Linked DNA regions of Homo sapiens: region 1 is linked to region 2. A link is a contact called in ENCODE Hi-C or POLR2A ChIA-PET data. All regions are on one chromosome and are shown on one strand. Each heading gives the region's core, a stretch centred on a gene start or an enhancer-like site at or near the end of the contact. The rest is flanking DNA. Distances are from core to core; before and after follow the strand shown.

The links. A loop is a pair of places that touch in the nucleus more often than their neighbours do. ChIA-PET counts read pairs that join two places held with the same protein, here RNA polymerase II (POLR2A). Pooled maps may share reads with other maps.
Region 1: a loop to region 2 is called in a map of naive thymus-derived CD4-positive, alpha-beta T cell, with 13 times the contacts of the local background. The contact joins the promoter of MRPS35-DT here to the promoter of ETNK1 in region 2. A Hi-C loop is called at or near these places in 1 of 168 maps with a recorded cell type or tissue (naive thymus-derived CD4-positive, alpha-beta T cell) and 7 of 50 pooled maps. POLR2A ChIA-PET finds 5 or more read pairs at or near these places in 1 of 52 experiments (WTC11).

The regions. Positions count from the first base shown.
Region 1 is chr12:27,708,966-27,715,423 of GRCh38, forward strand. It overlaps MRPS35-DT (MRPS35 divergent transcript), which reads right to left and starts at 1,782. Exons shown (of 5, transcript XR_001749448.2): 1 at 1,698-1,782. It overlaps MRPS35 (mitochondrial ribosomal protein S35), which reads left to right and starts at 1,867. Exons shown (of 8, transcript NM_021821.4): 1 at 1,867-1,990; 2 at 5,815-5,855. The coding sequence starts at 1,879. RefSeq lists enhancers at 1,298-1,377, 1,408-1,487, 1,498-2,287.
Region 2 is chr12:22,623,543-22,630,024 of GRCh38, forward strand. ETNK1 (ethanolamine kinase 1) reads left to right here and starts at 1,629. Exons shown (of 8, transcript NM_018638.5): 1 at 1,629-2,044. The coding sequence starts at 1,889. It overlaps ETNK1-DT (ETNK1 divergent transcript), which reads right to left and starts at 1,504. Exons shown (of 4, transcript NR_135030.1): 1 at 1,131-1,504. RefSeq lists enhancers at 1,274-1,343, 1,874-2,043, 2,063-2,752.

The sequences.
Region 1 (6,458 bases), core at 532-3,031, 5.1 Mb after region 2:
CTCCAGGATTGTGAGAGAGGAAATTTCTGTTGTTTTAAGTCACCCAGTTTACGGTACTTTGTTCCAATCCCCTAGGAAACTCATACATCATGCTTCTATTTTGGAACAATAACAGGATGGTAAAAGTCCAGAAAAGATGAAGATGATGAATATTACAAATACTTGTCCATCTCATGCTATTTGTCCCCCTCCCATACCTTACTGATTGATGTCCATGGCGCACTGAATGTTCACAGCTAGAATATTCTTGGACACCTGCATACCTCTGCTCTACTGGTTGTATGCTTACCAAGAATCGGTTTTGTTTATTTTTAGTTGTTTTTACTGTTATAATTTTGTCACTTTGAGACAAAATAGGGAAATAGGCCAGACCCATGCCTGTAATCCCGACATTTTGGGAGGCCAAGGCAGGAGGATCACATGAAGCCAAGAGTTTGGGACCAGCCTGGACAACATAGCAAGACCCCCAACTCTACAAAAAACTTAAAAATAGAAAAAATAGGCCAGGTGCAGTAGCTCACGCCTGTAGTCCTATCACTTTTTTGGGAGGCCAAGGCAGGAGGATCGCTTGAACCCAAGAGTTTGAGACCAGCCCTGGCAACACTGTGAGACCTCATCTCTGGAAAAACAATTTTTTTTTTAATTAGCTGGGTGTGGTGGTGCGTGCCTGTAGCCTCAGCTACTTGAAAGGCTGAGGTAGGAGGATCACTTGAGCCTGGGAGGTCAAGGCTGCAGTGGGCCATGGTCCTGCTACCACATTCCAGCCTAGCAACAGAGCAAGACTCTGTCTCAAAAATAATAATAATTAATTAATTAATTAAAATAATTTTTAAAATAAAGAGAAAATAGAGAATTTATTTTATTTTATTTTATTTTTGAGGCGGAGTTTTGCTTTTATTGCCCAGGCTGGAGTGCAATGGCGCGATCTCGGCTCATCGCAACCTCTGCCTCCCGGGTTCATGCGATTCTTCTCTCGAGTAGCTGGGATTACAGGCATGTGCCACCACACCCGGCTAATTTTGTATTTTTAGTAGAGACCAGGTTTCTCCATGTTGGTCAGGCTGGTCCCAAACTCCTGACCTCAGGTGATCCACCCGCCTCGGGATCCCAAAGTGCTGGGATTACAGGCGCGAGCCACCGCGTCCGGCCGAGAATTGTTTTATTAAGGCTTGTATGTTAATTCATCCTACCGTAGAAAATTTAAGAGTGTTCATTAAAAGTTTATTTTCTAGGTCCTGATGAGTTCTGACTTTCTGTAATTCTAAGCTGATCTAACAACAAGCTAACCATATATAGCTAAAAGTTATAGGCTACGTACACGCGGTGTTCACTGTATGCCAACGCTGTACACAAATATTTGTCTATGCTAACTTGTCTGAGATCATACATCCCAGAAGTGGTGAAGTCAAGTTTGAAACCCAAGCACTCTGGCTCGGGATACTGCTTCTCTCCCCTTAGCGCATATTACTGGCATTAGTTGAAGACTTCTTTAATCCAAGTAAATGTAGAAAAGCAACAATTATAAATAACAAGAGTCCCTCGGGTAGACCGCCTGACTCTCGGATCAACTGAGGTTCCACCCAGAGCACGCCCGCCTTCAGTGAGCCGCAACCCCTATCCCTACGGTCTTTATCTGCAATTCTCTACGAACTGATTCACTCGATTTTTAAGGATTTTTTTTGTTTTCTTTTCATTACTTCTTTCAGTTTGGGGGAATCTTCCTGCACATTTGACTCGGCTCTGAGTGCGCAGACCAACGTGTTTCCTCTTTCTCCAGCCTAGGGCGGTGCCAGCCCAGGGAGCCTGCGCTTAGCGGCCCCAGGCCCGCCCCTGACACTGAACGCCGCTTGTCCCCTCCGGCTTGCCGTCCTCGCAGCCATGGCGGCCGCCGCGCTCCCAGCATGGCTGTCTCTGCAGTCGAGGGCAAGGACTCTGCGTGCATTCTCCACTGCCGTCTACTCGGCCACTCCGGTCCCGACACCTAGCCTGCGTGAGTGTCTGTCTCGTCTTCTCTGGGCTTTGGGGGAGGTGCAAGAGCGGAATACCGGCCTCATGAAGGGTGCCGCGGTGGCTGAGCCAGCGCCGCCCGGGGGAGGCCAGTGCGTCCGCTGCCAGGCCCGTCTGGTAGGAAAACCATGGACGTGGGTCTGTGCTCTGCACCCGCGTTGCCCGGCTTCTAGCCGCCTGTTTCTGCCCTGGGTGCTCTGGGAGTTTGCTCAGAAAGCTTACATCCCCCTTCCCCGTGACCTGCTCCTGTGTTGCCCCCGTCCACAGCCCCTGGCACAGGTTACTGGTGCTGTGTTGTTTATCGGGCATCGGCGCTGTTGAACCATGGATTTCCCCAAACATTAAGAGAGTCATACGGCTGTGCTAGGACAAATTGCTGCTCTGAATTCCAGGCCACCAAATGGGCGGCCTTCATTCAACAGGCGTTGATGACCTCCATTTAACAGAGATTGTAGGGATGCTTGATAGCGTGCTTACCCCGGAGGACTCTAGTGGAAAATACAGATTTATTAGCGGAGAAGTGCTATGTAGGGTGAGAGGCGCTGTGATAGAAGTGTGGCTAGAATGACGGGAGCGTTGAGGAGGAGCTGGCGTGAGTCTAATCAATAGGCGGATCCTACCTGTGCTACTTCCTGTTATATCTCTAATTTACTCTCCTCATACTACCAACTATCTAGTTCAGGTGACCATCTCATTTCTACAAGTTTTTTTTCCGTTTCCTGTTTCCCCTCTTGCTCTCCTACATTGAATTCTCAAAACAGCCAAATGAGGTTTTCAAAATTTAGATCTTGTCTTGCTGCTCTCATGTTCAAGATCTACAAATGGTTTCCCATTGTTTTCAGATAAACTATAAATACATTAATCCTTCATACTGGCTCTTCATAGGTCTAATAATTGTCTATTTTTAAATTTTCATTCTTAAATTCTTGGAATACTTAACTCCTATTGTATACCATGCAGTGTTCTAGACACTCACCGGAGATACGGCAAGGTGGGGAAGTCAATAGTATAAACAACCAAACAACTAAATAAGATGTCAGATAGGGTTTAATGCTTTGAAGAAAAATAAAGTAGAGTATTGAGAATGATGGATTTGGGGGGAGTAGTGGCCACAGGATGGTCAGGAAAGATCTTTCTGAGGAAGTGACATTTGAACAGGGCCCCAAGCCATGCAGAGATATGGGGAAAGAGCCTTTGGGGTATGGGGAACTATAAGTGCAAAGGCCAAAAGTTGAGAACAATCTGAGGGGTGTGATCAAGGAACGGGAAGAAGGACAATGTGGCAGGAGCTAAGTGTGAGTAGAGGAGAGAGTGGTAGTATAAGACGTCAGAGAGTTAGTTAAGTAATAATCTGATCTCTCAAGAGTTTGTAGACATTTCATTTGGATTTTTGGCTTGGGTTTTATATTGAAAGGCTTGGAACAGGGAACTGATATAATGTGATTTACGTTTTTAAAAGATCACTGGCTGCTTTACTGGGGTAAGAGTGGAAGCCAAAGATCTGTTTGGAGGCTGTTGCAGTAATCCAAATGAGGTGATGGTGACTTGGATTAAAGTAATAGTGGAGAAGGAGGTGTGGTTGTATTTGCGATATATTTTGAAGGTAAAGTTCATAGGATTTACTGATGGATTTGATGTGGGGCTTGAGGACAAGTCTCAAAAAAATCCTGTTACATTTTTGTTCTGAGCAATTGGATGAATGATGATTCCATGTACACGAATTGGGAAGACTGGAAGAAGAAAATCAAAAGCCCTGCCAAGGGGCTGAGTGTGGGGGCTCATTCCTGTAATCCCAGCACTGTGGGAGGTCGAGGCCTGCGGATCCCTTGAGCCCAGGAGTTTGAGACCAGCCTGGGCAACATGGCGGAACCTCGTCTCTATTGAAAATACAAGAAATTAGCCAGACGTGGTGGCCCATGCCTGTAGTTCCAGCTACTCCAGAGGCTGAAGTGGGAGAATCACCTGAGCCTGGGAAGTCGATTACAGTGAGCCGTAATCGCACCACTGCCCTCCGGCCTGGGTGACGGGAGTGAGACCCTATCTCAAAAGAAAAAAAGTTCTGCTAAGGATGCATTATAGTTAAGACGCCTGTTAAGTGCCTTCAGCCTCTTTTCTCTCTGTCTCTCTCTGTTCTGTTCTTAAATTTCAGCCATATTGAATTTGTTCACTTTGATTTTCCATGTGCTCTCACTCTGTCAAAACACTTTTTCTCACCTGCTTGTCTTCATGGCTACGTCCTGCTCATCTTTCAGGTTTTAGCTTAAAGTTCACTTTCTCAGGGAGATTTTCCCCAACTGATTAGAGTTTTCCAGAGAGACAGAACGTAGATGTAGGATAGGATAGATGTAGATGTAGATATATAGACATATGATGGGATTTTTTAGGGGAATTGACTCACCCCACAATAGGCTGTCTGCAAGCTGGAAGCCCATGTCAGTCCAAGTTCAGAAACCTCAGAACCACAGAAGCCATGTAATTTTCAGGCCAAGGCTGAAGGCCTAAGAACTCAGGGGGCTGCGTGTACAAGTTCCTGGAGTCCAAAGGCTGGAGCACCTGGAGTTCTGATGTCCAAGGGCAGGGGAAGAGTGTCCCAGGTCCAGAAGAGAGAGAGAGAGAATATATTCTTCTTTCATCTGCCTTTTTGTTCTTTCTGTGCCCTCAGCTGATTGGATGATGCCCACCCACATTGAGAGCAGGTATTCCTCACTCAGTCCACTGACTCAAATGCCTGTCTCTCCTGGAAACATCCCCACAGACATGCCCAGAAATAATGCTTTACCACATGTCTATGTATTCCTCAATCCAGTCAAATTGACACAAAGTTAACTATCATGGCTGGGCACAGTGACTCACCCCTGTAATCCCAGCACTTTGGGAGGCTGAGGTGGGTGGATCGCTGGAGCTCAAGAGCTTGAGACCAGCCTGGCAACATGGCGAAACACCGTCTCTACAAGAATTAGCCGGGTGTGCTCATGTCTTTAGTCCTAGCTACTTGGGGTGCTGAGGTAGAAGGATTGGCTTGAACCTGGTAGTTCGAGGCTGCAGTAAGCCGAGATTGCACCACTGCAATCCAGCCTGGGCGAGAGTGAGATGACCTTGTCTCAAAAAAAAAAAAAAAAAAAGAAAGAAAGAGAAAAAAGAAAAAATTCACCGTCATACAAACTAATTGACTAGGTTTCGTTCCCTGCTATATGTGTTCATAATATTTATCACTGTTTATTGAAATTATTTGTTAAAAAGTTGTCTTACTTGACAGACTCTGTAAGAGTCATTTTTTAGATAATGAATTCACTGTATCTGCAATTCAAATAACTGTAGAATTTTCCTTACTGGGGCTAGGCACAGTGGCTCACACCTGCCCACCGCACTTTGGGAGACTGAGGCAGGCGGATCACTTCAGGTCAGCAGTTTGAGACCAGCCTGGCCAACATGGTGAAACTCTATCTCTACTAAAAATACAAAAATTAGCCAGGTGTGGTGGGGTGTACTGGTAGTCGCAGCTACTTGGGAGGCTGAGGCAGGAGAATCACTTGAACTCCGGAGGTAGAGGTTGCAGTGAGCCGAGATCACACCACTGCAATCCAATCTGGGTGATACGCCGAGACTCCCTCTGTTTCCAGTTTTTAGTCTTCATTAAGATGATTTTGGTCCCTGAGCTTACCAAAAAAAAAAAAAAAAAGATTGTTTCATTGTTATGTTACTAAATACCTTAAATTGTGTTAGAATAATGGGATCATGATTGATGTTGAACAACTAACTTGACATGATAAAATTCTCTTTAACTACTGTGTTATCTTTTACGTACAGCGGAAAGAACACCCGGAAATGAAAGGCCACCAAGAAGAAAGGTAAAAAGTTCGTATACTCTACTATCTTAATGGTTTCTGGAGTTCTAAAATGAGGCAGATATTCATTATAAGGCAGAAGGGTGTTACCAGAGAAGACTTCACAAGGTCATGTTTACTGGGTGATTGCCATAGCCCTGGCAGAGGTTAGTCTTTGTTTTTTGTCAGTACCCAGAGAATAGATGATCTTTGAGAGGTTGACTTACTGAGGAACTCCCAGGAAACAGGTGTATAAACCAGAATATGGAACAATTTCTAATGCTATCTTAAGTCCTGCAGCCTGGGACTTATGCATTAATATAACTAGTTTGTTTATTTATTTATTATTATTTATTTGAGATAGAGTTTCCCACTTGTTGCCCAGCTGGAGTGCAGTGGTGCAGTCTTGGCTCACTGGTACCTCTGCCTCCCGGGTTCAAGTGGTTCTCCTGCCTCAGCCTCCCAAGTAGCTGGGACTACAGGCACACACCTCCATGCCTGGCTAATTTTTTGTGTTTTTAGTAGAGAGAGGTTTTCACCATGTTGGTCAGGCTGGTCTTGAATTCCTGACCTCAGGTGATCCACCCGCCTCAGTGCTGGGATTACAGGCGTGAGCTACTGCACCTG
Region 2 (6,482 bases), core at 379-2,878:
CTTATTTACCATTACAAACTAGTGCAGTTTGCAACATAATTTTCAATTAAATTGTTTTACAGTTACATAGTTTTAAAATTCTTAAAATGTCAACTGCTTAATAAAAAATACAATTTATACAAAAATACAAGAGATACTATCTGAAATGTGAAAGTAGTAGTATATTTATGATTTCTCCCCAAAGTGGAAGGAACACACACTCTAATGTTTCTTGTAGAAAATTATGCCTAAATCTGGCAGGGCGCGGTGGCTCACGCCTGTAATCCCAGCACTTTGCGAGGCCGAGGTGGGTGGATCACCTGAGGTCAGGAGTTCGAGACCAGCCTGGCCAACATGGTGAAACCCATCTCTACTAAAGATACAAAAATTTGCTGGGCGTGGTGGCACGCGCCGGTAATCCCAGCTACTCGAGAGGCTGAAGCAGGAGAATCCCTTAAACCCGGGAGGCGGAGGTTGCAGTGGGCCAAGATCGCGCCATTGCACTCCAGCCTGGGCGACAGAGTGAGGCTCCGTCTCAAAAACAAAACAAAAAAAAACAGAAACAAAAAACAAACAAAAAAACCACTAAATTTGAAAAATGTTAAATCAACTTCTTTGCTGTATTATAAAGCTCCATTTCCACCCCTCTTTTTAGTTTAGGAAGTTTACCGTTATCGGTGAAGTAATTATTTTGTTAATTACAAAGGTAAGTAGGTTCTTTCTGAACAATCAGGATGTAAACTTAATGCTAGTGAAGTAATTAAACATTTTGAATGTTAATTAAACTCAGTCCAGTTAAGGGTTTTATTTACTACTAACAAACGTATTCACCGTGTGCTAAGTGCTGCAGGGAATCCCAGCCCGTTTTCCTCCATCTAAAAGGAAAATTAGGAGGTCCCAATACTTTACTTGTAGATTTTCCAGTTTCTACCATTCCCTGTAAGGCACTGAGACGCAAGATTTCAAGGCCCACTCGGGGTACCCTGGCATGGACATCGAGTCGTTCTAGCGCTGAGCTTCAAAACTATTCCTTTCCTTCCCTTTCTTCTTCATACCAGACTCTAATCTGTTCTCCCTAGCTTCGAATTATTCACTGTATGGTCGAACATCTTACTCCACAAATAACCTCTGAAGTGTTGCAGTTGTCTTACCCAAATACCTGAACTCAGCTTGTCCCGAGTACTGCGATCCCGCGTACTGCTAATGGGAATATAGTTAACCCAACTAGTATGAGGTCCCCAGTACACAGCAGCTCCAAGATCAAGGCGACCGAGTAACACTGCTTGCCTAGACTCAGGCCAAGTTCGGAGAGTGATCCTGGGGTTATTTTAGAACGTGTCCCTTGCTTCCCAGAAAAATTCAGTCGTTAACTCAAGTCCAGATGCCCAATGACCATTCGGATAAGGTGAGCTAAAGCTTCAATGCCTTGAGGGGCTTGGCAGGGCTCGGGCTCATCCCGGAGAAGCAGCCCCGCTTTCCAGACTAGCAGTTCCCAGGGATGGGTGTGTGCTAATCGCAGGCCAACAAGCCCAGCGCGGTACAGAGGTCCCATTGTGACCGGAGGCGAGAAACCCCGCCTCGGCACCCTGACGCAGCGCAGGACCCGCCCCGCGCGTGACGCCAGCGTCAGGCCAGCCCCGGCATGCTCTGCGGCCGCCCGCGGTCCAGCTCCGACAACAGGAATTTTCTCCGAGAGCGGGCCGGGCTCAGTTCAGCTGCTGTCCAGACCCGGATCGGCAACAGTGCCGCCTCCAGACGTTCTCCTGCCGCTCGCCCGCCCGTCCCAGCGCCCCCAGCCCTCCCGCGAGGGCGCCCCGGGACGGAAGGATCCACCAGTCTGTCGGCGCCCGCCGTTCTCGTGGTCGCCGTCGCCGTCGTCGTGGTGGTAGTCTCCGCCGTCGCCTGGGCCATGGCCAATTACATCCACGTCCCTCCCGGCTCCCCGGAGGTGCCCAAGCTGAACGTCACCGTTCAGGATCAGGAGGAGCATCGCTGCCGGGAGGGGGCCCTGAGCCTCCTGCAACACCTGCGGCCTCACTGGGACCCCCAGGAGGTGACCCTGCAGGTAACGCCCACACCTCAGCTCTGGGTCTCTTATGCCCCTCACGCGGCTCTGGGGGTCCTCACCACAATCGCCTCTGTCCCACGATGACCGAGGAGGACCTAGGGCAACATCTCCTTAAGTCTATTGGGAAGTGACCCTGTATTTCCCCTCACACCTAGGAGGGTCACTCCCCCTTCCCGTCGCAGTTGCTCTTTGAGATTGACCTGAGGCACATTTTCTCTTTCTAGAAGCCGCTGCGTAAGTGACGGACCCATCCACGGGGGGAGATTCCTGCTGATAGTTGCCCCTCCTCCCACTCCCCAGTCCACGGTCACTGCAAAATGAACCTTTCCACTCCCCTTGCACGGGGTCCTCGTCTACCTCCTCCCCTCCCACCAGTAATGCAGTCATTAATCCTCTCTGATCTTTCCTTCCTCTCCCCTCCCCCTGCGATGTGCTTTCATTGATGCCTCACACTGCGTTTTGTCTTCCCAAACCCTAGCGTACTCAATTCCCAAAGTAATGACCACGACCATGCATCGCTAGGTCGGTTCTTAGGCAGCACCACACACATTGTTTTGTTTGAGTCGATATTTCTGAATTATTAAAGTCGTCTTACTGAAATTAATACCTGATACTAGAAGGAGCAGTGGCTTGTGACTGTTTCCTTTTCATGAGACACCGTGTTGATAGAGAAAAAATTGGGAGGAAAAAAATCCCTGAGACTCTAGGAGTTTTCTAATAAGTTGGAAGTTATGATTTCCACTACGTGATTTTTTTTGAATACTAATCTGTTTTTAGCTTTAGTTTCAGGAACTAGATACAAAAATAGATCTCTTTTTCTCCTTTTCCCTTGCAAACAAAAAAAAACAGTAATTTTCAAGATTGGGATATTTGGGATTTGTTCTAAATCTGAGCAATAATGTAAGAACATTCATTTGAATTAGCCAAATCATCTGCCTCGTTTTGATGACTAATTTATTCACCAATATTTGTTGATTTATTTGCTAAATTCTTCGCTAAACTAGCCAGCCACCCACACAAAGATGAATAAAACATGAGCAGTGCCTAGGGCCCAGAACAGTTCCTGACACTTGGGTTTTCATGTGTTAGTTTCAGTTCTTATTACCTAGAAGAGTTTTTAAGCAGATTATTTTAAAGGACCCGTATGTTTTGGAGAAGAAACTTGTTAGACAACAAATTTTGAAATTTAAGGGAGTATTTGTTAGCCGAGAATATAGGAAATAGTGAATCCAAAGTGATTTTTATGTCATTTAAAAAATATATTTCCTTTAAAGGAAATGTGTCTTCCAAATTGAAATTCAGTACTTGTTTAGTTTATCAATTTGTTTGTATTTTATTATATAAGACTCTAAAATTTATTAAGATGATTTGTTTTCTGGCAGTCACTTATACATAAAACATTATTAATTAAAAAGTGCTACTTCCTGGTAAACTCTAGTGTTGGCAGATCAGTTACTTTTAAGCAGTGACTTTAAAGTTTAAAGCTTTGAAGACTGGAATTTCCTTTGATGTATTTGTCTGTAGAATAGTAATAATAGCTACTGTGGGGTTAGTTAAATTATTTTTTTTTTATCTTAGTCGCCCGAACAACCATATTAGGTAGGCACTATCATTTTAGGTGAAACTCAGTGAAGTAAGCCAGGATGTAGGTAAAAAAGGGCAAAATGTAGTGACATTAAACTGTTTTTGCTTGTTGGAAAGTAACTACGTGTGTTTAAATCTTGGTTTCTTGTAGCAACTTTTAACCTAAAGACCTTTGGGTTTATAATCCGAATTTTTAATATTTGTAAGTGCAGGTAAATACTACCATTTATTTTTCCCTAAGATGATTATTAGTTAGAAATACATTCCCTCCATGTGCAAGCAAAGCTTTGGTCTAGAAGCTGTCCTAAAAGCATCTGCTAAGCTGAATTGATGATTATTCACCTTTCAACTCAGTAGATCTGGCTCCTTGCATTCTAGGTCATTGCAAACACTACTTTCATAATGGTTCAGAATTTCTTTAGTAAATCTCAAAGGAAATATTTTCTTTTGAGATTTTACTGTATTTCCCTTGAAATAGATAAGAATCATACCTCACATTTCAGAGGAAGTATGTATTATATAGTCGACAGAGTATAATGTAATTTTAGAGCAGTCGAGTATCAGTAATGTAGCCTGTTTTTTTCTCAGTTTTTTTCTAACATTTTTGTATGTTTAAGATATACTTTAAATGTACTTTAGAAACTTACTGTAGTAATACTTATCTGGTGATTGATTATTCCTGCAAGCTGAACTATCCAGAGCATATCAGAAAATAAAAAGAAAAAAACAAGCTAAAAAAGACTTACTAGAGTCAAAATGATAGAAGGCCCAGTCTTTGCTCAGAATTTGTGGGTACATGGAGTAAATATATCTCATTTTAGACAGAATTCCTGTTCTTACTAGATTAAAAGAATAAATTATAAAGGAGATGGTGAGGTTTTCGGAGTATAGTAGCAGAATAGGCAGAGTAAATCTAAAACAACAATACAGCCACAGTGCTTTGTATTTAATAATCCTTTACTGTTTATAAAGCACTTTCACATGCATTCTCCCAACTATCCTGTGAGGTAGATGTAGACGGTACTGTTAATATGTATCATATAGTTAATGAAACTGAATTTGCCGTTTACAAATGGCAGATCTGAGATGATAAACCATCTTATGAATTATTGTTCTATGACCAAGAGTTTTGTTTGTATATTATGATTTAGGCAGGGAAGGTGCTTCTGTATAAAATTAATTTCTTAAAAGCTTTGGCTCATAAAAAGATTCTGCTTTAAAGTTCCCTTGAACATAAATTTGCATTACTTTTTTCATATGTGACACCATTTTAGGAAAAAGGGATTACTTAAGCTTTCCTTCACGAGTTACTTTTGTTGTGTAACAACTGTTTAACTTATTTGAAGATTTTGATTTTTAATTTTTATACTTTTCTTTGGAGAGTCATCGTATAAAGGAATAAAGAATCAAGTCAGATCTCAGGTCCATAATAATTCTCAACGGACTCTTAAAATTGTTTTTCATTTTCTGAAGAGCTGATGAATTAGTGTTTGGAATATTCCAGTTATGTTGTCTCAGGGTCTTTCTGTTTGCAGTATTAAGCAACGTTGTTTTTCTCACTAACTTGTCACTATGAATTTTTCCATTACTTGGGACTTATAGTAGATAATGGCAAAGGCTTCATAGGTAGGAATTAATACCGTAATTATTATTTAACATTACAAAACTAATATATTTATTCCTTTGTTGGGTCTAAATGAGATTGCTTGCTATATGGTACCTTATAGCAACTTAGCTTTTCAATAACAGTGTGTTACAGTGCTCAAGAGCATGGGGTTTGAACACAGTGCTAGTTTTGAGTCCAGATTCTATACTTTACTAGCTTTGTTACTCTGGTCAAATCATTAAACTTCCTGTCTCAGTATCCTGAGCTGTAAAATTGATCCAGTAGTTGTCCCTACCTCAATGGGTTATTGTGAGGGTAAAATAAATGCTGTCTTTCATGATAATTATTATTGCTGCTGAGCACCTACTATATATTGGATACTTGAATCAAAAAACAAATATTTGCTCTTTGAAATTCCTAGTCCGATGGGGAAGACAAATAAGAAAATTATAACAACGTAATGTTTATGGAATGAACATTCAAATTTAGTTCACATGCAAAGATTACCCAAGAAGTTTAAAAAATGTACTGTTCTTTCTGCTTTACTACAGGTTTTTGCCTGTTATTGAATGCATATTTTAAAAAATCTTTTCATCATTTTTTTAAGCATATGTATTCTATCATGGAAATTAATCTTTGTGTTAGGTTGTGTAGCTACACAGCAGTTTTCATATCCTTCCTCTTTCTAACAGTGTTGGAGGTAGTTACCTAAATAATCTATTAAAAACCTGTAACTCCTCTTAATATTGATAGTTGATATTTTATATTGGTCTTTGCCTTAAAGGAAGAAGAAAAAGCCAGATCTATACAATTGCTGTGTTAAGTTATGTCTCCACTAGTGTTCTGATATAATAATTGATTTTCTTTTCTGTTTTTAAAAAGATGAGTTTGTTCCTTTAAGCAGTAGCTTCTGAAAAGTCTTAGGTAAGCTAATGTAGTAAGTTACGGCTAATTTTTTAATATATTAAAAAAGTAAACAATATATTAGTTTACTTTCCCTAAGATTATAGGAAATCTTGAGTCCTGTAGATACAAATAAGGAGTCATGGTTTATATTCAGTGTAACTTTTAATGTTAGTGATTACATCCAGTTTTCTGTTTCCTATTCCCTCCCTGTCTTCAGCATTTTAGAATAATAAAGTATATAATGTTTAATAGACGCCCATCAAAAACATGAAATATTTGTTAGGCTCCCATGTATTTTATTAAGATGTGACTATGAAGACAGGAGCCTAAAGTGCTAGT